2 separate regions of the Homo sapiens genome follow, and region 2 is linked to region 1. A link is a loop called in an ENCODE intact Hi-C map of the cell type or tissue named here. Cell type or tissue: A673. All regions are shown on one strand. Each heading gives the region's core, and the rest is flanking DNA. Links, peaks and the distances in the headings are about the cores only. Region 1 has its middle 13 kb from the start of LINC00399. Region 2 overlaps MYO16 (myosin XVI).

The links. Hi-C counts contacts between places; a loop is a spot of excess contacts. Peaks named below come from ENCODE experiments on the same cell type or tissue, not always from the same donor. Only the 100,000 strongest peaks of a DNase experiment are listed, where the experiment ranks them.
Region 2: a loop joins it to region 1, with 3 times the contacts of the local background. A loop is called at or near these places in 1 of 110 quality-filtered maps.

The regions. Positions count from the first base shown.
Region 1 is chr13:109,407,053-109,419,897 of GRCh38, forward strand. No RefSeq gene overlaps it. Among named protein-coding and RNA genes, the nearest start is that of LINC00399, 13 kb to the left of the region's middle. In A673, for the core only: no CTCF peak of the experiment used is centred there; DNase peaks (open chromatin) are centred at 4,439, 5,739 and 6,709; H3K4me3 peaks cover 1,525 bases; H3K27ac peaks cover 4,347 bases.
Region 2 is chr13:109,193,947-109,201,946 of GRCh38, forward strand. The region is part of intron 34 of MYO16 (myosin XVI); the gene reads left to right. It overlaps LOC124903207 (a long non-coding RNA gene), which reads right to left. Exons shown (of 2, transcript XR_007063864.1): 1 at 7,468-8,000. Among named protein-coding and RNA genes, the nearest start is that of MYO16-AS1, 31 kb to the left of the region's middle. In A673, for the core only: a CTCF peak has its summit at 3,136 (motif pointing right); a DNase peak (open chromatin) is centred at 3,185.

The DNA.
Region 1 (12,845 bases), core at 1,963-9,962:
TTTTTACATCTTCAATGTTCAGCTAAAAATCAATAAAAATCCATTATCTAATATTTCAACCGCTACACACTAGAGAAACAATTAGAAATAAATCTCTGCAAAGAAAAAAGTTAAACTGTCTTACACAATTACTAATTATTGATATTTATTTGTTATAATAGTATACCTGGTGGGCACTTACTGGTAATTAAATCTATATATAGTAGATCGAGACCTTGCATATATATTGTGACCATTTCAGTGAATAGTAAGATGCGAAGAGATGGACACTGGTTCAATATTCTTGGTTACTGCTCTAAACGCTGATTTAGTTTCACAATGTTTATTTAGGCACCACAGATCATTAATATTAAGTGAACAAAATGAAATACTGTAACAATCTAAAACTATGCCAGATTTAGTAACTGAGAAAAGGTAAGACGACGAAAATGTGCTTTGCTGTTCGAACAATAACACCCAACAAAACATGTTTGGTGAAATTGAGAATCTGGAAAGGAAGTCGAGACCCAAAGAATTAATACTGGTTCAAAAGGAGAAATTTCAATGCTGAGAATAGCTACAATCAGATGCTGACTTCTTTAAAGCACCCCACACCCCCACCCAAAGAGATGGCCATATAAGGTAGACTTTTTTTTTTTTTTTTTTTGAGATGGAGGCTTGCTGTGTCGCCCAGGCTGGAGTGCAGTGACAGATCTCGGCTCACTGCAACCTCCGCCTCCCAGGTTCCAGCGATTTTCCTACATCAGCATCCTGAGTAGCTGGGATTACAGGTGCTGGCCACCACGCCTGGCTAATTTTTGTATTTTCAATAGTCAGTGTTTTGCCATGTTGGCCAGGCTGGTCTGGAACTCCTGACCTCAGGTGATCCACCTGCCTTGGCCTCCCAAAGTGCTGGGATTACAGGTGTGAGCCACCATGCCCGGCTAAGGTAGGCTTTTGATAGATAAACCTTACAAGCACGTGTCTTGGATAAAGAAATTGAGGCTGAGAGAATGATCTGATTGACGTCATTGAGTCAGTCAAGGCTGTAACTTGGGTCCAGGCTGTGTCACTCTCAAGACCTGCTCATTCCCATTCATGGGAGGACTTCCCTGTCCAACAATTCCATCTAAATTTATTTGCATTTTTTAAATCATTTATTTTCTTAGGCCTGAGCCTCTTTAAATAGGGTACACCTTCTTAGAAAGCAAAACATTACAAAAAATATAGCATATCCTAAATGTCACAAGGAGGAATTATTTTTGGTACCTCAATGGTTCAAAAATCTGTTTATACACAGTCATAAACTTTAATGGAGGGGCCCCTATCCATTCATTCTCTTAACAAACATTTTTTAAGCATCTACTACGTGCCAGGTGCCATGCAGAGCACTGGGAATACCAGAATGGGTGAAAATCATGCCTGCCTATGAGAGTTCAAGAAGTAGAGCAGAAAGCAGTGGCTAAAGGAAATGGCATTCACCCTGGATTGGCTCATAACTCAGTTGGGGGTGCTCAAGGGAGTTTTTTGGGGGGCAGGTGAACACAGATCTGAGTTTTATGTGACAGGTAGGAGTTTTGTCTGGGTAGTCTGGGAAGCAAGGACTGGATGTTGACCTCAGAAAGGCTTGAAAACGTGGGACTCACTAAAGAAATCAGTCTTTTTTCAGTCCAGCAGTTCAGAGGTGTAGTATTAGAAGATTGGGAAAGATTGCAGATTGTGAAATTTGCTGGCCAAGCTATGAAGTTCAATTTAACTCAGGGTAATAGGGAGCCACTGACAGGTCTGAAGCAGAGGAATAACATACTCACATTTGGCTTTTTAAAATAAATTACTCTGGCTGCTTTGAAAGGAGATAAATGGGAAGGGAATGAGGATAAGAATGAGGTCCAGGGAAACCAGTCACGAGGTTCTCAGCCATGGCAAAGTGAGAGGCACGGCGCAGACATTGTACAGGCTGGAACCAGCAGACCAGCCGTGGCTGATGCCTGATGACACAGGGTGAGGGCAGAGGTGGAATCACGGAAAGTCACGAGTTTCTTGTTGAAGTCTCCACTGGGTGTGTTAAAGCAAGGTTAGCCTCAAGCTGCCTCCTTCCATGTGTGACATTCGGCCAAAAGGTTTCTTGGTACGTCGTGAACTATAACCTAAATAGAGCTGTAAACAGACTGTAGCCTACTCTTGTGCCAATCACCAAGTGTTGGCCTATCAAAGGTGGCCAACTTTTCAAATCTTTTCAAATAAAGGGAACGCGGAGCTGTAGCCATCTGGCCGTTTCTGCACCTCACTTCCGAGTTCTGTCCATAAATCTTCTTCCACCCAGTGGCTGTGCTGCCAGAAGACTGCCCAATTTGCCAATCATTCTTTGCTCAATTAAATGCCCTTACATTTAATTTGGCTGAAGTTTTTCTTTTAACAGATTGAAACCTCAGTGTGGGAAGACTGGGAATCCAGGAGAAAAAGAAGGTTGGTGGGTAGATGGATTCAGCTTGGGAAGTTATGTTTAAGGTGCTTGTGTGAAATGCCTCAGGTGATTCCACAAACAGGCTGACTGTGCAGGAGGCCAGGCTGAGGACTCAATTGTGGCGGTCAGGAGAGTGTAGACAGCAAGCCACATGTGCCAGCGTATGCGGGGGACAGCCACAAAGCGAAGAGCCCCCAAATGGACTCAGAGAACTGGAAACACCTGAGCAGCAAGAAAACAGAGCCTGAGAGGGAATTTGAGAAGGAGCTCCAGGGAGGATTGGAGCAGCTCTAGCCCCAGAAACCAAGGGAATGAGCCAGGCAGGGGGGCCGTGTCTCTCCAGCCCATCAGCACATCATCTCCCCGTTTACTTACCGTATTTTGTTGTTGTTGTTGTTGAGACGGAGTCTCATTCTGTCACTCCGTCAGACTGGAGTGCAGTGGTGCAATCTTGGCTCACTGCAACCTCTGCCTCCTGGGTTCAAGCGATTCTCCTGCCTCAGCCTCAGGAGTAGCTGGGATTACAGGCGCCCGCAACCACGCCTGGCTAATTTTTGTATTTTTTAGTAGAGATGGTGTTTCGCCATGTTGGCCAGGCTGGTCTTGAACTCCTGGCCTCAGGTGATCCAACTGTCTCAGCCTCCAAAAGTGCTGGGATTACAGGTGTAAGCCACTGCGCCCGGCTGGTATTTTCATTATTTAAAAATTAGTGTGGGTTTATTGGTTAAAACCTAGACAATGGAAAACCTCATAAGAAAATATAATTTTTCCATAATTCTATCCCTGCAAAATAACCACTTTTCACACGTCTTTCAATTATATGCCTTTATACTGCTTTTACCTTAGTACCTTGAAAAAAATACTAGAAGATCAAAGTTGAGAAATAATTGCTTTTTTAGTTTTTCTGCAGTTGACTTTTGTACTTTTATGTACAATGATATCCACTTTTAGCTTTTTGAGAAAAATTCACTGATTATTCTGATGTTGAAGATAAAGGAGCAATAAACTTTTCCATGGGACTACGTGGTAAATGAATTTTATTTTCTTTCTGTAGGGAAATAGTTTTTATGATGGATTTCTATAAATATGTTTTAAATTCTTAAATATATAAACACCGAAAAATGTAGTTTAAAATTATTCTAGTCCAAAATCCAAAGGAAACAATTTTTTAGCTTTTTTAACTCAGAAGGTTTATACCACTCTCACCAGTATTTGAAGGACCCATTTCAGTACAATTGTTTTTTCCTGTGCTTTGTGCAAAGTACCTATTATTTGGGGTCTTTCAATGTTTTGAATATTTTGTTTTCACATTTTCTCCATTCTAGTGACTTATCTCTAGGCTTCTGATTAAAGACAATTTTAGGTAATATGTCAGGCATAAAACCAAGTACTGGCCCATATGTCCAGAGTCTACAAAAATAGACTAAAATAGGTGTGCTGTGCATGGCCATCTGCAGCTCGGGCAACCTTTGGTGTGTTTGGCTGCGTGCGAGCAAACCTTTGACTTTTCCTTGGCCGGGCTCTATAAGGACAGGGGAGCAGGACCAGGACCAAAGATAAAGGTAGGCCCAACTTGACTTTCCAACTCCTGCCAGCTCCTCCGTGTTTAGTGCCGCGTTGCCTCCATGTGTCTGAAGACGAGTTCATCGGCAGACTCCAAGACTGTCGAGAGGGTGGAGATCACCTGCCCACAGAACATGACTCTGTCTTGTTTCCGTAGACTGAAGAACTGGGCAGCAGAATGGCATAATGCCCACCTCTACTGCTGCTCACACCTTCTTCGCCAGCGGTATAACTTTTAAGTACGGACAAGTTCTGAAAAATTTCCTATGCGGTATCTTTCAGAAAACTCCCGTACCCGTTAAGTTTTTTAATTGCACCTTGAAATGACCGTGGCAGAAATAGCCACATTCTCATATTTTAAAATGCTGCAATGTTTTGAGTGAAGCAGTGAACATCTTCAAGATTCTGGCTAAATTCCATAGCCGTATCTCAGACAGTGTTTCTCAAATCTGTGTCATCTCTAGACAAAGGCAATTAATTGCACTAGTCTGTAAGCAGAGGAAACAATTTTCATTCTTTAATAGGCACCAACTGGAATGAACCCTGAGATACATGAAGCCTTTTTTTTCTCCATGTGCAAATCAGCACATGGTACAAGTTGTTCTTAGCCAGGTACATTTTGCTATGTCACTTGGTGCAGAATAAATCATACCAGAAAAGGCACAATATTACCTTCCCTGCAGTCTTCAACAAGGGATGTATCCAGGAGCAAATTAGGATTCTTGCACCCAAAATTAACACAGGCTGTAGTTTTGCAACCAATAACAACCAACAGCTATTTAGAACAACAAATGTGTTCTCCTGTCAGACAAGGTAGAAGGAGAGCCAGGCACCCTGAGCAGGGAAGCCACATCACCATCTTTTGTAGCTGTGAACTCAGGTTGAAAAATGAAGAGAAATGTTTTAAAAGTGTCAAATTTACCAAGTCAAGTTTTAAAAACCTGCACCCTCCTGATAACATTTTATATGCTTTCTTTGGAACACAAAATCCATGGAAACTTAGGTGTGGCCTACATAATTGTTTAAATTCTGAGTTTTTGCATTTTTGAATTCTGAGGTTGAAAACTGATTTTAAAATAAAATATCAAAACAGAATTTTGCCTTCCATGACAAGCAATGTCAGACTCAAAATAATTTACTATTTGCAGTTGTGTCATTAAAAAATCTAGGTGGCATGTTGTTGTATTGAACTTGCGTTTAAATTTGAGGTCAAGAACCTAAGCCTCATTCGTCTCATACAGAGAACTGCACACTTGTGTGCACACAAATACATGCATGCTCAAGGGTGCACACGCACACACACATACACACACACACAGCAGACACTACTGGCTCATCCGTCCTGTTAATTATCCCTGACCCTTGCAGTTTTTCCCTCTTCCCCTCCCTCACACTGGGGTGTCTTGGAGCCCTCAGCAGCGTGGTGTGCTACATGGACTGTCTGGCCTGTGGAGACCTTTCTGTCTGGGACAGTACCATTCTGTCTAGACAGGGAGGGACCATATGTTTTGGTTGTTATTATCAACACCAAAAGCACCTCTCTACAACCCTTTGCTGAGACTCCTTTTAAAAAATTTTTAATTCCAGAAGCGCTTGTTGCAGAAACCCTGGAAGGTCAAACCCTGATTCAACAGCATTGCGTCTCTTCCTTGATTCTGCAGAACAGTCTGCCCTCCCCCGTGGCGAGTGGCTGCAGCCGCTGCAGTTATCTGTGCACGAGGGCCGTCTTGCTTGCAAACGATGAACACAATTCTGCCTGGTTGGGAAGGGGAGTGAGCCTGGCCACGCAGACAGGCAGAGCTGGGTTTAAAACGCTGCTGGTTTAGAGGAGCTCAGCAGTTCACAGCTCCCAATTAGGCTGGCTGTAAATGCACAGGCTTTAACCTCCAAAGGCAAAAGCTTAGATGTGCAGGGCGATTCCAAGAAATATTAAACATCAAATAGAAATATCATAATCCACACAAAGCTTATTACTATGCAGGTGTTAGCCCAGTAGTTCAAAGGTACTCCTTATATTTAATGAAGGGAATTAGTTCAATAAAAGTTTATATGCTGCATGTTTTCCATATTGTACATGCATTCTTTACATTATGTGTTATTCTACTTGCCATAATGAAATCTTCAAAGAACTAAAATGCCCCGTGGCTAACAGATTTTACAGATCAGACACCATGGGACAAATAACTTTTGCACTTTTGATTGTACCTAGTGAAAGGGGTTTTATTTTGTTTTTCATTGTACTCAGACAAAAATCCAGAACTCCATTTCTGAGACATTTTAAAGGACCTATCAGTAAAAGGAAGAAGTAGCCTGTTCACTTTGAACTTGTCCTAAGTTTCTTTGTCATAGAACTACTATTCCCCAAAAGGTATGCTTTGAAGAGATATTTTGCGTTTGTTTGTAAACGAGTCTTACTATAGCTCGTACTGAACTAAAACCCCGACGCATAGAACTCATTTCTTTTCTCAAAAAATACATCTTAAAGAATCGTCTTATATTTAAGAAAAAGAAGGCAACAATATCGTTTTATGTCAGGAAAATAGAAAAAGCTGGGTGCAGTCTGTTCTAGTGCATTGAATTTCTCTTCTACATTTGCAAAACTAATTTGGAAAATTCAGACTGATACTAACCCCGTTCGGGGTTCATGCGGATATGTTTTAATACCCCACGCGCTTCTCAGTAGTAGGAAGTCCTCCTGCTGCTGATCCTGCCAGTTTTCTCATCTCAGCTTGTCCCCTGCACATACATTGAGTCACCAGAGGTTTGATAAAATATTCTAGGTTTATTAAATATTTGATCCTTACAGACATTAAAGTGAAGTCATCTGATTTTTTGGCTTCTGTCTGACTGATTAAAATACTCCTCCTCCTCCCACTCCTCCTACTAATAATATTACTACGGAGAAGATATGGCTAGTACTCAAGATCATGTAGCATGTTAGGAATAAAAAGGAAAAAATTTTGCTTTGTTCATACCCTAAACTTATTAAGCATCTTTGTTTCTAACAAATCGGAAAAATAGGCATATTAAGTACTATAATTATTTTGCACTTTGATGTCATTAAATTGTAATAATAAATAAAAAATAAAGCAAGAGGAAGAGAAAAAAAGACAAAAAGAATGAGAACAAACTCTTCAGTTTAATTAGATCCCATTTGTCAATTTTTGCTTTTGTTGCAATTGCTCTTGGCATCTTTGTGATGAAATATTTGCCTGTGTCTATGTCCTGAATGGTATTGCCCTAGGTTGTCTTCCAGGGTTTTTATAGTTTTGGGTTTTACATTTCAGCCTTTAATCCATCTTGAGTTAATTTTGTATATAGTGTAAGGAAGGGTTCCAGTTTCAGCCTTCTGCATGTGGCTAGCCAGTTCTCCCAGCACCATTTATTAAATAGGGAATCCTTTCCCCATTGCTTGTTTTTGTCAGGTTTATTGAAGATCAGATGGTTGTAGGTGTGCAGTCTTATTTCTGGGTTGTCTATTCTGTTCCATTGGTCTATGTGTCTGCTGGGGTGGGAGGAGGGAGAGAATCAGGAAAAATAACTAATGGGTACTGGGCTTAATAGCTGGGTGATGCAATAATCTGTACAACAAACCCCCATGACACGAGTTTTTCTGTGTAACAAACCTGTACTTGTATCCCTGAACTTAAAATAAAAGTTAAAAAAAAAAAAAAGTAGGATGCTGGGGGAAAAATGAGAAAAAGAAAGAATATTTAACCACAACTGCAGCCCAGGCCACTCAGTTCTCCCAAATGCTGAGCTTCTGGGTCTCTGCGTTAATTCCCGTCAAATAACATGAAAGCTGGAGGATCCAGAGCCGTTCCTTGCAGAAACTGACTTTCAATTTGGCACCTCTTATGCTGTCTTGAAGAAAATATCAATTTAACTGACAGTTTTTGAAGGAAAGTGGATATCATAATGTTTTAAAATTTCCAAATATTAGCTCATGCTCATGACTGTCTTAGAACATGTTGTACTCAACTTAATCTCACATCCCGAGAAACTGAGGCAAAAAGTGGGCTCTAGTTATTTGCATAAAGGCATGGAAACTTAAAGAAAAAGTCATTTCAGAATCTCCGTGTTAAAGGGGACACTATCTCTTAATCATGCCTTATACACCATAATTTCCATAGTTTATCTTGAGATTTCTTTTCTTCCCCCTGTTTTAATAAAAAATTTCCCAGGAAATTGCCCAATAACTGCCACATAAGGGAGACAGATGTTCTAAGAAAAGAACAATTTTATTTTATAAGGTATCTTTTAACATACGCATGTGAAGTCTCATAAATTGTCTAAGAGTAACAACATTCAATAAAAGGTAAGGCTATAACGGAATTTTAAAAATGTGATTCTGCAAAAAGCTAATCTAATATAATTATGTGCGTCTGAAGATAAAAATGTATCAAGGAAAAAAACTCCGAGTATCTAGGGTAGTGATGGGTAACGTGCCTCTTAGGCTTACCTCATTTTTCCCAAGTATAACTTCTCCAACTCTAGTTTTCTTTCACCCCATATGACTATAATAACTTCGGGAAAAGGGTATTTTTTTTTTCCTTATTATAAAAGCAAATAATAACTATTGTGAACATTTTAGAAAGAAAAAAAAATATGAAAGACAAAACTAAGAACTCCCCACAACACCATTACCTGGATGAAACTGATGTTAATTTGTCTTATTTATTTCTAGCTCCGTTTTTTCCTCTGCAAGGGAAATAGGAGAAATATATTGAAAAATACATGAATACAGATGTGTTGCGTTTCTTTCATTTTCATTTATGAGATGGCCTCCGTAGTCATCTCAAATACACAACTGTCTAGAGGAAATTAAGATTTTATCTCAGAGATACCCAGAGAAATATTCCGCTTCTGACATTCAAAATGGGCATTTTTCCCCCAGAAGACACTGCTGCAAAAGACAAGGATTTGGTTTGTTTGGATCTCAGGCTCAGAAGTGTCAGTCATTCACACTTCTCGGTTCACGGAACATTTTCGTAATTGTTTTGAGCTGGGAAAGGGTTTTGTAAATTCCACCATCTCTTCCTTTCACAGGTCAAAATGTCCTTGTCCATTGAATCAGCCAATGAGGATCAGGAGACCGAGGGCGGAGCGAGGCTGGAGGAGGTGTTCCTGGCTCCTCGCCTGCCACTTAGAGTTGGCCTTTACTGCAGACCTGGGCTCCTCTCAGGCTCTAGAGAGTTGCCCTCCTCAGGTGCTGGAAGCCACCCCCTCCTCTTCACCCGCCCATCCAGGGTCCACGGAGGCATTCTGCAATTGCTAGCCCCAGACCCACTTTCCACATTTCGGTAGTTTGTGAGTAAGCCGTTTGTTTTCTGGGGGCGATCTTGGCTGACACAGAGTGACATGCAAGTCCCAATTTCCCCTACAAAATGCAAACCCCTAAGACAGGGCAGTGGAATAGAAAAGTGAGGGGACACCAAAGGCAGAAAGAAGACACTAGTCCACCTTCCTGAGTGAACCTTTTGGGAGAAATCTGTGTGCAAAGTCAACTTGACCTAGTGAAGAAATCAAAGGACTGGACTCAGGCCACCAGGGAATCAACTTTCACTCTCAGCTCTCCTGGCTCCTCAACTCCCAGGGCAGTGTGGTGTGGCTCTGTCTGTCTGTCCGTCTCTCCATCTGTCATCTGTCTGTCTGTCTATCTATCTATCCATCTGTTAATTTGTTTATCTCTCCATTGACATCTATCCATCTGTCTTCTATCCCTCCATCTATTAGCTATCCATCTATCATCTATCCATCATCTGTCTATGTCTCATCTATCCATCTATCATCTGTTTATCTCTCCATCATGTCTCTTTTTATCACTCATCTAGCCATAATCTGTTCATCTTTCCAGCTATCATCTATCCATCTATCATGTCTATCTCTTTCTCTCCACCTATCATCTGTTCATCTGTCAATCGATCTCTCCATCTATTATCTATCTATCTATCTATCTATCTATCTATCTATTACCTATCCATCTCTTGTCTATCATATCTATTTTCTATCTACCTTTCTATTTATCATCTACATATCTATTATCTAGCTATCCTCTGTCTATCCTTCCATCATCTATCGATCCATCCTCTGTCTAATTATCTATACTTTATCTTTCTCTCCATCAACACAAAATATTTAAGTATCGTGTATATTGTAACCATATTGCTATAAAACTTTGATTTCTATTTTTTCACCACAAGTTATGAAACTTTTTCTTGTATAATGGCTGTGAACTAGCTCAGTTTTAATTTGTTGAACAGCATAGTGATGACCAAGCTCACAGCCTTATTAGCATACACAATTACTTTGCTTAGAAGCGGGGGATAGAGAGCTCTAAAAACAAAAAACAATTCTTAGAAAATTCAGAGAAGCCCCCAATGTTCTGAAAGCTCCAAATAGATGCTATGAGGTTGGATCAACTGTCTTTTCTCTTTTCTAGGTGTGTGATACCTATTAAAGTTACAAGACTCATCAAACACATCAACTTAACAGTAACATACTTAATAACAACGTATATTTAAGCACTTTAAACTTATTGTCCTTTTTGGGCTTTTGGTCTAGTTTGGGCTTGTCCTGTATATAAAGCCCAAGCTGGCTTTTCAATATCATATCATCAAATAATATATAATAAATATACAATTTTTTTGTTGCTTGTACTGCAGGCTTTATATAAATATACTGCACTTATACGTAAATTAAAATGCTGTTCTGAAAATTTTTATAATATATATTTTTGCATACAACTCTGATTATTTCTTTCATCATCCAGAAGTGTGACATAGAAAAAATGGTGAACACTGTTAAGTTTCTTGGGGGTATATCAATAAGCTGTCTCCAAAAGGAGCATATGATTGTAGAGTCCCACCACACTCACAATGCACACTTTTTTCCACTCTAAATTTTTGTGTTTAATTTTTAATTTTAAAGTAATTACTGACTTTTAAAAAGTTGCAAAAATAGTACAAAGAATCTTCACCTTCACCTCAATTCTCCCAGTGATAACAACTTAAATAGCCACAGTAAAGATAGAAGCATTAGAAAAAAATAACATTGGTACAATACTGTTATCTAATCCACACACTTCATGTCAGTCTCACCAGTTGTTCCATTAATGTGCATTTTTTTGGTCCAGGATATAATGCAAAATCACATGTTGATTGCATGTAGTTTCCACTTCACAATAATCTTTAATCTGGGTATTTCCTCAGTCTGTCTTTCAAGACTTTATGCTTTTGAGGACTGCTGGCCAGTTATTTTATATAATGTTCCCTATTTCAGCTTGCCTCACATTTCCTCATGACTGAATTTCAGTATTATATTGGTGACAAAAGAGATGTATTCTTGACACATTGCACTGGTGATGTTAACTTTTTAGATCATTTGATTAATGTAGTTTTTGGCTTGTTTTTCTAATGGTCAGGAAATCTGCCTTTACAATGTAATTCTAATTAAAATGTGGAGAAGGAATGATAGAAATAGAAAATCATTTGGTAGACACCATAGGTGGTGGTGTCTGCAGGTCATCCCCATCAAGAGAGAAGTCTGAATCTTCAGTAGAATTCCAACTAATAAACATAGAAAGAATGATAAAAAATAGAAAATACAATTTGGCAAACTCCACAGTAATTATTGTTTCAAGCAAAAATCATCACTGGATGCTTAAAGTAGCACCCGAAATGTGAGAAACAAGGCATGTACAACCTCAAAGTATCTCTCTACATGATATGTATTAATTACAAAGGGGAAATAGTAACTTTACAGCAAAAAACTTAGCAAACACCATGATATATTTTATAAGCATCCTCAGTGGGGAGAAGCCATTAGCATGATAAAAAAGTTGTTTAATTTGAAAAGAGAGAAAGATATATTTACCATATATGCTAGTTACATGTTTTTTTCTTTTTTTAATAAATTGTCCCTTATCATTCTTTGCAAACATTTCTCTTAGGTCTTTCACGGTTTCACCAACTGACTTATACTCTGTTTTTATGCATGAAGTACATTCATCTATTTTTTGTCATGTTTGTTGCAGTTTTCCCTAGGTGGTTTTTTCCCTTTTAATATTCCTTATGCCGACTTAAGAAATAAAGAAGCTTTCTATGTAGTTGACTGCACTGATTGTTTCCATTATTCTCTCTTCCATTATTTCTGTGACTATATAATTTTTCAACATTCTTGAGAAGAGAAAAATATTCCCTCTGAATTTTCCACCATATGTAATGTTCTTTTTTTTTTCTCAAAGGATAATACGTTGTTTCAGGAAAAAAAAATGTAACTCGTAATCCTTCTGTTTTCACAATTTTGTGACACTGCTCTTATCATTTATTGTTTCCAAAGTATGATAGTGTGTTTCTAATTCATTTATTTAATACATCGATCCATTCACCAGACCCAAAGTGATCTGCCCATTGAAGTTTTATGTCTGGACAAAAATGGCCCTTGTTTCTCTTCTTTCTCAAAATGTTGCCCTTTAATTTCATATGATTGATCTTCCTGGCAAACTTTGGTGGAATTCCTGTGCCAATAACCTCCACCTTCCAAATTTCCCGAGCATTTTGATTGAAATTGCACTAAGCCTACAGTATTGGCTAAGTTTGAAAGGAAATAAGATCCTTGTAATAATCGATTTGCTGTATTTTCAGCTTTCCTTTATTTAAGTTTTCTTGATGTCCTTTTGGGAAAAACGGTAGTTTTGTGACACTAAAATTTTTGACAACTGGTATGATAATAAACTATATTAATATATTTTCATACAAATTAATTAAATATATGCCTCGAAAGTAAAATATACCCTCCTTTATCCATTAACTGACTGAATTAAACTATATATATATAT
Region 2 (8,000 bases), core at 1-8,000, 220 kb before region 1:
ATCCTTTCAATCCAGATCAAATCACATATCCCAGTGGCCATACTGCCTTTAAATGTGTTGTTTCTCTTCTGTATTCCAACAGCAGTAATGACATGCATAAGTTATTAATCAATTAATGCTATCCTGCCTCGTGAAATTTTTGTACTTGTGTCTTGTCTAAGCATCTTTATTCATATAATTTTTATGCACTTATGTCTTGTTACCCAATTTGAATGAAAGCCCCTCGATGGAGGTGGTCAGATTGTGTGCATCTGGCTTAGTCCTATAGAACCCACCACAGTTCCTTGCATTTTCATAAACATATGAAGCACATTTATTAATTGATTGACACGGAAAACTTTTTTGGAAGGCAATGTAATTAATACATATAAAAACTGACTAAACTCAATTGTACCTGAAATGGCATTTTGACTCTACCACTTTCTAGCCAAGTGACTTTAGGCTTGAAAGGTGACTTTCTGCATCTGTGAAATGAAGATAATGATATTGAACCTGCATATTTCACACGGTTGTGAGTGTCGACTAGAGTACTAACGTGAAAATGTTTTAAGGATATAAATGATATCATGAAGATGATACTAGAAATGGGCTTTAGAAACCTTGAGGGGGCATCTATCAGGCAGGGAATTTTAATTCGGACGTACAAACCAGGATGACTGTAGGGAAGAAAAGTAGAATTCCAGGGTGTGTTCCACATATATCTGGTTGGGTTGAAATATAGAGACTGTGTCAGAATGGATGATGACGAGGCTAGAATAATTCAGTGTGGCCAGAAAATACAGAACTTTCTCAAAGCATATGGGCTTGATTCTTTCTTTAGGCTAGGGGAAGGCAGTGGCATTAAAGATTTTTGAGCAAGCAAATTATATAGACAGATTTTTTTCTCTCTAAAGAAAGTGGCAAGAGAACAGAGTTCATACAAGATCCTTATCCTAAATGTCACAAATTAACTATATTGCATGATTTGTAGTAAAATTTTTAAGTTTCTATTTTATAACTTTCAGTTATAAATGTATAATGTATAACATATACATTCACTCATCAGAGTCCATTTTTACTCATAACTATGTGTGGAGAGGTTAAAATCAGCTGCCAAATGCAAAAAAAAAAGGTACTTAAATTATACTAAGTGTGTTCCAGTATAATGTTACTTATTATAAAAGTAAAGAATAGTTGTTGATTTTTTTTAAGAAATTAAAGCATCCAGATAAGGTAAAAAATGCAAATCCTCTCTCTTGCTTCCTTCCCTCACTATTGTCCAGATATAGCTCCTCTTGTTTCCAATAAAACTTTTAACGTGCCTTTTAAAGGATATTTTCCCCTTTGTTTAAACCTTAAGCAACAAAGAAACAAAATCCCAAGAATGAATTTAATTGTATTGCTATATAAATGAATATTTCTGAATTAGGAAGGACCAACTCTTTTAAAACACCACAAGTGCTATTTTGACTTTCAGATATTTTTCTTGGTTCTTTAGAAGTGTAGATATATGTAAGCTTTTAATCAAAGACTTTTTAAAAATCACACTTTATGCTATATCTTTAGGATTTATTTAAGTAGACTTCGGTTTTATAGACTCTGTTTTTTCAAATTTCATTTTTCAACATTTTTTATTCTTCAACATCTTGTTAGCTCCAAGTAGAAATGCGATTTGCATTTGAAACACTAATATTCACTATTCAGTCAGCCAAGACATTTCCTTCTTTTAATTTCCATAAATGTCAGTAAATGCCTCTTTTCACCTTTGGGTGAATAGTCAATAGAAAAATCAATTCTGTGACAAATGAACAGCAACATGATTTTACATATGAATTATTTAACAAAGACTATTTTTATCCTTGAAGGGAAAGACTTAAGTTAAAAATCGGTAGCAAATTATTAATTTACATTTATTAATATGATCCACAGGAATGCATATCCATAGAAATTGAAGAAATTTTATATCTTATGTTTAATTGGTTCATGCCCTAGACCTCATAATTGTCCAATAGGAAATTATTGAAAATTAGTAAATATATAAATAATCAATAAACCTCATTAAGCCTTTAGATCACGTTGTATTTTCACCCAGGTTGTGAGAGATTTAGTGTTTTGTAATGCCTGAAAATAAGTGAACTAATTACAAGTGTCTCACTTTAGAGAAAACACTGGCATCACCTCCGTTTTTACATCACTTTATCAAACTCCATCTTCTTATCTAATTGATGTCTCCTAGATGTTGAGAGACACAAGATTCTTTACAGTAAAGTACAGAAATGGAAAGTAGATTCATGTCTTGAATGTCTAAATTTCAAATCACCAAGGTTTTCTCAATAACAGAATAAAATCATTTTTTAAATCCCCGTACTGAGTTGTCGAGTTAGTAATCACCAGTATCTTAAGTAGCATTGTAATTTTCTAAGAATTACCATTTCTATGAAGGAATCTTCTTGTTGAAAACCTAATAAATAGAAGGGAATTTGTTTGAGGGTGAGTATCCCAACCCATAGGGAAATGGGTCTGGACCATGATCATTTATATATCTGTTTGCATATCCTAGGAGCTTGAAATGCTTTTCTGGTGTTCAGAGGCACAGACATTCATTGAATGTAAATGACTTAGCTTTTACCTTACATAATCCTGTCTTAAGAGCAGAAAGAACATAGGGGTGTTAGAGGTTTAACCCAGGCCACATTTTAGGTGGTCCAAACTGACAGGAGCTTGTTTATGAGAAATGCTGGCCCCACCCTAAGGGCTCCAGTAATACTGCCTTGGCCACAAATGTTTGTGGAATGGATCCCTTTGTCAATTTCTTTGGACGTCAGGTTTTCCTAGCTCCGTATAAACCGTGACTTTGCTCTCTCATTACAGAACTGCAAGTGGCCCCCAAACTTTGAAGCTTTCAGCTCTCTTTTGAATGTCAACTTTAAAAATAAAAATTACAGAATAACTAGCAAGTGTCTTATTAGCTTATTCACCAAACAATTTTGTTTTTAAAGACATTAAACTGTCAGAGAGCCTGTGCACTTTTCTAAATGCCTGGATTTTGTACCTATTATAGAACAGTACAATTTTTTCCGTGCCATCCCAAAATAATAATTTTGGACATGTAAGTTTATTTGATCCCTTAACCCTAAGGCACTGCATTCTTTGGCCACCAGGAGTCTGTGGTGACTGTCCCCCTCTCCTTCAGCGGCTCCGCCCACTAGCCATTCAGATCTATTTAGGCATGTTGAATTCACAGCAAGAAACGAGCATGGGACCACCCACACCCCATGTGATTTCAGAGCAGCCGAGCATTTTTAATAAGTTCCCAGAGCTTTCTAGTGTTTGAAAAACCCTTCGCTGAATCTGTGAATGTGAAATACAACTCACGTGTAAGAATGCGTTCAGGGGAAGCCTGGCGTTGCTTGAAGGCACTCTCTTCTGTTCTATTTCCTGGACTTGATGGAGCTGAGTTGCCCATTTACCCCCAAGGTTTTTTTTTAAATGGACCCACACATTTAATACTGTGTGATAATGTTTCTCCCTTCTCTCAAACGTGGGCCATGCATTCATACGCTTACTCCCTTTAAACTCTCTAAGCAAGTACACTGGATACTTTGTGCTGGGTAGAGATTAATTTACTCATTTTAGGCTCCAAGGACACCATAGTCTTGTGAGGCAGTAACTAATTCTACCCACATGCAATAGATCAACATTACTCCAACTCTTGTAATATACATGATACTTTTTAAATGAAAGAAAAACATCCCCTTGACCCTTAAAGTTTCTTAAATTATTTTACAATGTTAATTAAATGTATAGACATACAGTGTTACAAATAATCTCTTTACTCTTTGAGCTTTCATTTCAGCTATAAAACCAAGGCAAATTGACCACTTGAGTAGAATAAAAGTCTACAAAAGCAAAATAAAGGTAAAATTCACAACATTGATGTTAGGCATGAGATTTTGTTTAGCTGAAATGACATGACTGTTGGAAACGTGCGCTGACTATTCTATTCATCAAGTTCCGTCAAGCTTTGTGTGTTTTTCCCACTTTATGCCACTGGCTAACCAAGCCCCTACCACTATTTCTATTTGAAATGACAGCCAGCTTTTGAACTTACCCTGCTTTGCAATATCACATAGCTTTTCTTGCAGGAAAAAGAAAATCTATTACATATTAAATCCATCTGCTCTTTTCTCATTAACCTACAACAGTATAAATAATATTACTTCTGTCATCCTACTCATAAATAAAATACAAAGACATAAAAAAATCTCATTGAGTACTAGCTTGAAATATAGATATTCAAGATGATACAAAGTACAATTACTTTAAAAAGATATCATGAATATATAAACGCAAATAAATTTTAAATTGTTGAAGGAATTTGAGGACTCCTGAAAATACAAACCCTAACTTCAGAAGCATTGCATTTAACAACTGTTTAAATAGGTCACTAAAATCTCTTCATACTCTTTGTTATCTTACCCCTAAAATTCAAAAAAGCTGTAAGAGTTTTCTAATTTTCTTCCTGTAGAACTTTATTTAGTTTTGAGTCATATATAAATCATAGTTATGTTTTAAATCTAATGTGTTGCTCAGTATTTTCTGGGTTGCTTTTTAGTAATAAAAGAATATATTATGTTATATTTATAAAAGGCCATAAATCGTGAGAAGTGCACCTATTTAGCATTACTTAACTGAGTCATCAGGATAATCATAATTCAGCAGTGTTTAAGGATTTTGTTCAAGTCAAGGAGCTAACCATGGTACAACTGTAACAGCTCATATTTAAACAGCACTCACTACTTTTGTGAGGCTTTCTTTTAAGACACCTGCATATGTGACTCATATAATCCACATCAAGTTGTTACAAGGTAGGTAATTTCTTGTGGTCCCACTTTACAGGTGATGAAGCCAGCGAATGCTTGTTCAGCATTGCACAAGTAGCTTGCATAGTTGGGTTCCATCCCAGGCATTCCGGCTCCAGAGGCCAGGTTTTTCAGCCACACTGACTGTGCTCAAAACCATCCTCCAATTCCACATGGGTTTGTCATTTCATCATAGAAAATGAAGTTTAATGTCATTCCTGTCACTTGTCTACGTCAAATCCTGTGGAAACCCTTCTCCTCGCATGTTCTTCTCCCCTGTTCTAACTGGTTAGGTGCCCATCTCACTTCTCAATATTCAGATCAAAGGTTAATTAACTTGTGAAGCCTCCTCAGACTTTCCTCCATAAAGCTTCCTTTCTCAAGTAAATGGTTTAATAAAAAAGGTATATATATATATATATATATATATATATATATATATATATATATATACCGTCATTTTGCCTCGCTCCATCTCTGTGCCCTGGGTAACACTTTAAGACACGTGTTTTGTTTGTCTAAAAGCTCCTTGAAAAGCAGCTCAGTTGTCCCATTCATGAAGCAGGGAGCTCCTAGAGCAGAGGCATACGATGCAAGCGTGAAGGTTTGCAGATGTGGAGTCCTTTGTACTTTCCCAGTCATAACACTTGCCTTCTGGTTCTAAAAGATAATGATTCTGTGTACAAAGACTATTATAAAAAGTTCCAGAAAAGAAAATAAATAAGTGACTCATTATCTGAAGTGGTGATATGGGGTGAAGATAATAAATCTTTTAAAGCAATGGAAAATGAGCTTTAAGTTAAAAGATACCACTATGGCATCCTTTATATTGTACAAACAAATCAGGATAAATTATACTCAGTGTGAAGCCAGCTGACTCCAAACTCACGCTGCCAGCAGCATCCTTAATCCCCAGAGGCAGTTTTTCTCTTTCCAAAAAGAAATGGTATCAAAACTAAAGCTTTTTGTTACAAAATCACTATTGCTTTTTTAATGATAATATTTAATTTACTGTGAATATCAAATAATGGTAAAGGAAGCCATGAGTGTTTTTGTTGTTACCAGTAGTACATAAAGTTTAAAGAATGGATAAACACTGATTTACATGATTTTACAGCACTGACTATTTTAAATGCTTTGTATTGTTTATATAGTACTGGACTGCCATTTAGATAGCATTCATGATTGTATTTGTTTGCTATTCTAAAATTTTAAAGCTTTTTCTCTATGAGAAGAGTAATTCTTGTGTTTCAGAATCTAATAAATAGATGGAAATAAAGCAGATTAAATATTGTTAAGGAGTACTGGCCTCCTCTTCTGATCTTCTATTTCTTGGCTCACAGATGATGATTTTAAAATGCCCTCTCAGGTAGGTTGAAGGTAGTGGCCTATCATAGTCTTACATAGAATTATAACCTTCATTATAACGTAACCTATGAAAATTCTTTGGTTTTATTTTAAATCAAGATCAATAAAATAAGATGTTAGCATCTTATTTCAGCCATTCTGGCAATTCTTATATACCTAGTAGATTTTACTCAATAGCTATTAATGTCTGTAATAGAAAAGAAGAAAATTTCCATGAAATCCCTCAATAAAGGGGTTTATTCTGAATGTTAATTGGTTATTGCAAACATCAGTCAAATTTTTGCTTATCAAAGAACTATGCAAAGTTCTTGTTTGTTGATTCAAATATGGTGTCCTGTACTCACTACATTATTCAATACATCAATACCCTCATTAAGAAAGGGCTTTCAAAGGGTTTATGTGTGTAAGTTTCACCTTTTATAAGGTACTTGGGAATTCAGATATTTTTAGTAAACACTGAGAAGCTTTGAAAGGGTAAGACAGCATTTTTTTCCAAAAAGAGAAGCAATGACTCAGGGGATCTGGGACTTTTTTTTTTTTTTTTGTCAAAATCCTTCCCGACAAGCCTAATTCAGATGAGCAGCCACTGAAAGTCACTCTCAGCAGATTGGCACTGCTGCTATGCTTCTATAGAGTGACTCAAATCTTTAAGTCTGTTCCTGTTATGAAGGTTAAGCAGAGGGTCACATCTAGTATATTTTGGTCACTATGAAACACTGCTGAAAAGAGTTTAGGATTTAGAGGAAATCTGGAGTGGATGTATTTTGTGCTTGGTGTAAGCACAGAGTTGTATGGTCTATCAAACACTAGCATTGAGATAAATACAGCATATGCCATAAGGAGATGGAAGAGTAACACCAACTGCTGGGTAGAGATTTGGATTCTGTTTGTTTGTCTAGTTTTTATGCTTTACTTTGTCTTGTTAGGAATTGGTCTCTATTTTCATATCCTTTTCTCTACAGTTCTTGCGTTCTTTTAGATTAATTGGATATTTATTATTTCACTGTTACATTAACTTTGATTAAATATTATATTATTCTTTTAGTAATTTCACAAGAGAAGACAACATGCATCCTTTACTCATTGCTTCCTAACAGATTTGATCACTTTGACCACTTTCTAATACTGCTAGAACCTTAAGACCTCGAAACTCTACTTAATCCCAATAACAAGGTTTTGCAGCTATTGATGGCATGCACTTGTGTTATTCATGTAATTTAAAGTCTATAAACATTTCAAGCATATAATTTATAGTTACCCATGGGTTTACTAATTCCAGTGTTGTTAATTCCCTCTTACATTTCCATTTTTTCCATCTGGAATCATCGTCTTCTACAAAAAAAAAAAAAAAAAAAAATCTTATTCTTTCTATTAATGTAAGAGGTTTGATGACAAATTCCCTCATTTTTGTTTGTCCAAGAACGTCTTTATTTCACTTTCTTTTTAAATTTCTTTTATTTCCATAGGTTTTTGGTGAGCAGGTGGTATTTGGTTACATGAGTAAGTTCTTTAGTGGTGATTTGTGAGATTTTGATGCACCCATCACCCAAGCAGTGTACACTGAACCCAATTTGTAGTCTTTTATCCATCATGCCCTCCCACCCTTTCCTTCCAGTCCCAAAGTCCATTCTGTCATTCTTATGCCTTTGCATCCTCATAGCTTAGCTCCCACTTATAAGTGAGAACATACAATGTCTGGTTTCCCATTCCTGAGTTAGTTCACTTGGAACAATAGTCTCCAATCCCATCCAGGTTGCTGCAAATGCCATTAATTACTTTTTATGCCAGAGT